Linked DNA regions of Homo sapiens: region 2 is linked to region 1. A link is an interaction called in ENCODE POLR2A ChIA-PET data of the cell type or tissue named here. Cell type or tissue: MCF 10A. All regions are shown on one strand.

Region 1 (2,500 bases):
GGCGCGATCTGGGCTCACTGCAACCTCCACCTCCCAGGTTCAAGCAATTCTCCTGCCTCAGCCTCCTGAGTAGCTGGGATTACAGGTGCATGCCACCATGCCCTGCTGATTTTTGTATTTTTAGTACCGACAGGGTTTCACCATGTTGGTCAGGCTGGTCTCAAACTCTTGTTTTTGTTTTGCTTTGTTTTGTTTTGCTTTTGAGATGGAGTCTCACTCTGTTGCTCAGGCTGGAGTGCAGTAGCATGATCTTGGCTCACTGCAACCTCCACCTCCTGGGTTCAAGCGATTCTCCCACCTCAGCCTCCCAAGTGGCTGGGACTACAGGCATGTGCCACCACGCCTAGCTAATTTTTGTATTTTTAGTAGAGACGGGGTTTCACCATGTTGGCCGGGCTGGTCTTGAACTCCTGACCTCAGGTGATCCACCTGCCTCGGCCTCCCAAAGTGCTGGGATTATAGGCATGAGCCACCGTGCCCGGCCTCACATACAGGTTTTGGGGACTTAACCTTATTCTGTCTGTTCCTTCCACATGTTTGCAGCTCAGAAGGCAGTGGTCTTGTCTAGGGTGCTCTCTATGCATCTTGCAGAAAGCAGTGTATAAGCAGCTATGTGGACACAGCACATAAGAGCGCCCTGTGGTCCTATCACTTCTAGCAAGTCTCTGCTTCCTCTAAACTTACATACACAGGGACATCCTGTTCCTACAGACCACAGTAGATGAGGGCTGGACAGCCTGACAGACGCCGGGAGAAGTGAGTAGTTCTGACGCACCCGGCTTCCCTTCCCTTTCCAAACTCTTAGCTATTTTTTTTCTTTATTTTCCTTCCTGTGTTGAAAGAGCTATGGGGCCTGGACCATAGTAGGGTTTCCTGGGGACATTCCATAAATTCTTCATGGGTTATTTCTCTGGAGAGGGGTGGGAGCAAGTAAGCTGGTAGATGGGAGGCCAGCAGGGGCCTGGGTATGAATGTCAAGTACCTCAAAGCAGCGTGGGTGGGAAGGAAGGGTGAGCTGCACAGAGGAGGAAGGAGGGGTGTCATGAGCTCATAGAAACCGCCAAAGAAAGGCCAAGCAAAGAGTGAGAAGAAGCAGCCAAATCACAGGTCAGAACAAGCTGTGGGTAACCACGCCCCCAGCTTTGCCCTTGAACCTGCTGACTGGTCTCCACAGTAACTTGTCCGTCAGGGTTTCAATAAGGCCAGGAGAACTTGGCCAACTCAGGTGTGTGACTTGGATAGATGCCAAGCAGCCCCTAGTGTGTGCTGTGCACGATGCATGGAGATATGGGGAAAGTCAACTCAAGGTCCCTTTGTATCTGGTTGGGTCCCTTTTCCTTTATTCACTTCTCATCCATCCATCCATTCAGCAAACACTGATTCCTTAATTCACATCTAGATCTGAAGAGAGTGAAAGCACTGGCCCCTAGCTGACCTCTGTAGCAAGCCTGGACCTGAAGATCATTCTCAGTCTCCCTCCCTGGGCTCTAGAGCTACTTCTTTAAGTAAAAATGGTGCCAAATTGGGTGTCAAGGCAAGAAGCAACTTGTCCTAGATCTCTATGCTTGGGCAAGTCAATTTTCTTCTCTGGACCTCAGTTTCCCTGTCAAATAATGAGAGTATTGGGCCAGGCAATCTCTAAGGTTCCTTAAAGAATGGTTCTATTTTTCAAAGCAGTTTTGAAGCCTATCCCATGAGTGAACACTCGGTGACAGGATTAAAGGGGAAGAAGGGAACAGTCCAAAAAGCATGACCCCTGCCTTTCACAGAACTTTCAAGAGAATCAAGGAGACAGAATGACACACATGACCTGGAGCAGTGACTGAAGGTAGGGGAAAGGTGCTCACGCTAGCCTGTGTGGTTTCTGCTGGCCCTTAGAGAGCCTGTGTGCCATTTAGGAAAAGGTGGTCCCTATGGGTAGATGACTTAGTAAGAGAAGTCCCATGAGCAGATGTTTATACCACAGGGTACATGATGTGACAGGGAGAGCTCAGGCTGGATTTCAACTCCCACTAGGCCCGTTAACACAATCCTCCTAGGCCAGGCACAATTTGCTCAACTGGATATGGTGACCCTGGCTGAGCAGGGAAGTAGCCGGCCTCAGGGTTCCAAGCTGAATTGCTTCTTGGTAGAAGCCACTTTTAAATCTTAGCAGAATTTCACACAGCAACTCCTTCCCTTCCCATTTTGGAAAAGCAAATGCAAGGACCACATTCTTTCTCTCTTCCATGTGCCGAAAAGCCAAGCTAGGGTCCCTAGTCCCAGGCAGAGTGGAGGGCACAGAAGAGGAACATGTAGGAACCTCTACAGCAAGTGAGGAAATGGTTAAATATCTTTGGTATCATGAGAACCAGAAGAAGCCTGGAGGGTTTAGCACTGCTAGGTGAACCCAGACCAGTTCTTCTCACCTCCCCTGGCAGTAATTCAGAACAAGCAGAACATAGAAATTCTTCCTTGGGCTCACTCCAGGTTACCCTCCTTCCACATTTCCAAACAACAT
Region 2 (2,500 bases), 100 kb before region 1:
TCCGGGCCTTAAAAGGTGAAGAATATTTAGACAGATGAAGAGCATTCCAGGTGGAAAGAACCATATAAGCAGACACTGGAAAGCAGGGTTTCTTCAAACACCTTTGGTGAGGGCAAGGGAGGGATGGTGCAAGTCTGGATATGTGAGTCTGGGTGACCATGGGAAGAACTGCAAAGACCACAGAGCTGGAATATGTGATGCCTCCAAGCCTTCTAGCCTTGGCCAAAACAATGTCCTCCATGAGGCAGGTCTGGGGCCCTCAAGGAGCAATGGCCCTCAGTGTATGGTTCTCAAACCAGCACCATTGGTGTCACGTGTGAGATTACTGAACATGAAAATCCAGGGTGCACTAAATCAGAAACACTGGGGAAGAGGTCCAGGAAATGGGTCTTAACAACTCTCCAACCGATTCTTACGCAGGCCAACCACTGATATAGATGACTCCAGCTCTCCGAGTGGGTCTTTTTAAATGTTAGGTCCTGGGGCCAGGAAGAAACAGAATATCACTCTTCCTTGGTGCTATGGAAGGAATTAGAGGGATTTTAGGGGTGTAGGGGAAGGCAACAGTGCTCTGGGGACTACTTTATGCCCAGTGAGAAATTGGTTCTAATCATTCTGCATCTATGAAGTCCATAAAGGACCAAGTTCAAGCCTCCGCAGTCAGGAGCCACTTCACTTTGTACCCCAGGTGACAGCCCAGCACTTGTTCTAGGGCTGGGTCGGGTGGGGAGGGAGATGTCTTCAGAAACTCAAGAAGGAAAGGGAGCTTTCTCCTGGAGAGTGTCCACCGCGTCGGGCGCCCTCTGTCAGGGCTGACTCAGAGTTTAACGGGACACTCTATGACACTTTAATTAGCATTTGTTTACTATTATTGCATTTTAATTATGCCTGAGGCTCCTTGGCCCCCTCCACTCTGAGTGCTGGGATCTGGGGGTGGCTGGGCTGGCAGGTGAGTGTGGCAATGGGAATTATACAATGGGAGGCCCTTCTCCTGCCCCCTATGGCCTTCTCCCCAGGACCCGCAGTGCTGCTTCAAACTGGATTCCACCCTCATGCTTGACATTCTTTTCTGCTTGATCTTATGGCTTGTAATTACACCTTTAATGAATATAACTGTCCTGTTAAGTCATTTACTTAAGAAATACTCTTATTTAAAGGTGACTCACACTGTGTTCTTGGCTCTCCTGGCCCCGGGGCCCCGCGTCTCTGGTGCCTTCCTTGGCCTGATTCAGCGGGGCTGAAGATACATGTGGGAGGGACTTGGCAGGGAGTGCAGAGTGTGGGGCAGTTTTCCTTCCCTGACCAACTCTCTCAATTCAGCACACGAGTAGCCCACAGAGTGTCAGGCCCAGTATAGCCAGACACATTATCAGATAATTATTAGAGGCAGTGGGGACAAGTCACTGAGGGAAGCCACTGGACCCAGCCTCTTTCCTGAAGGTCTTGAAAAGCATGGCACACCTGTAGTGTTTGGACCATCCAAGGTAAGGCCAGGAAAGCCTCAGAGGCCCTAAGAGTGAGTCATCCTGGACAGAGCCCCTGGGCAGTTACTCCCATCAGGAGCAGACACATCACCCTTTCCACAGAAGAGTTTCCCAATGGTAGGCATAAGAACAAGCGCCCTTTGCCAAGTGAGCCTGGGGACAGAGAATCAACACTGCATCTCTGCCACCCTATATGGACACCTGGAAGGACCCACATGGTTCTGAGCTCTTCTATGGCTCTTCTGGAGAAACGCCTGAGGTGAAAGCAGAAAACCTCACATGATTCTGACAGTGGATCATGCCGGAGGCCCATTTAGTCCTTAAACATCTACTGAGCACTTACATTGTACTCAACCCTCTGTTAGGCATCAGGGCTACATTCTCTTCCCTCCTGGAGCCCATGGTTCAGTTGAGAACAAAACCAAGGAAATAGATAATCTCAATATGGTAGGACAGATGCCACAATAGAAGTAGAACCAGGACCGTCGTGGCTCAGAGGACAGAGAGTGGCAGCTCACCTCAGGGGGCTCTGGCAGGAGCACTCAGTGTTCAAGCGATCTGCAAGATTTCTTTGCAATCATGCAAGAGAGACACAGAGGGATGAAAGGAACAAGGGAAAATTGTTCCCCAGGCTGGTGGGCCCCTCCAAGATTGAGAATTTAATCTCTTTCTTCCCTGGAATCTTCCCTGGAATCTTCCCTGGAATCTGCCCTGCCAGATGGTACACCTGTCCTCACACGTGTCCCCTGCTCCTGACACAAGGGAAGAAACAGAGGCCTTCTCAGTGGCTGGGAGCCAGGTGGCAGGGGTGGGAGGTGGCACAGATGCCCGAATGGAGCACCAGTTGGCCTCATCAACAGCCTCCTGGTCCTCAGGGCTCAGGGCAGAGCACACAGCAGCTGAAGCTGATGGAGCTGGCTCCCTGGGCCTCTCTCCTTTCCTTTTTACCTTCTCTTGGTGGTCCCTCCCTGCAGGCCCACCCCTTCACCCCTTCAGGTTTATAGGGTCTCAGAGCC

Evidence for each region. ChIA-PET counts read pairs that join two places held together with the same protein. Peaks named below come from ENCODE experiments on the same cell type or tissue, not always from the same donor. Only the 100,000 strongest peaks of a DNase experiment are listed, where the experiment ranks them.
Region 2: POLR2A ChIA-PET joins it to region 1 with 12 read pairs; 4 of 35 experiments call an interaction of 5 or more read pairs at or near these places.

The regions. Positions count from the first base shown.
Region 1 is chr1:208,206,822-208,209,321 of GRCh38, forward strand. All of the region lies in intron 3 of PLXNA2 (plexin A2), which reads right to left. It overlaps LOC105372884 (a long non-coding RNA gene), which reads left to right. Exons shown (of 5, transcript XR_001738428.3): 1 at 1-1,828. Among named protein-coding and RNA genes, the nearest start is that of PLXNA2, 36 kb to the right of the region's middle. In MCF 10A, no CTCF peak of the experiment used is centred here; DNase peaks (open chromatin) are centred at 960 and 1,470.
Region 2 is chr1:208,106,854-208,109,353 of GRCh38, forward strand. All of the region lies in intron 4 of PLXNA2 (plexin A2), which reads right to left. LOC105372887 (a long non-coding RNA gene) reads left to right here and starts at 37. Exons shown (of 4, transcript XR_007066850.1): 1 at 37-106. In MCF 10A, no CTCF peak of the experiment used is centred here; DNase peaks (open chromatin) are centred at 1,238 and 1,538.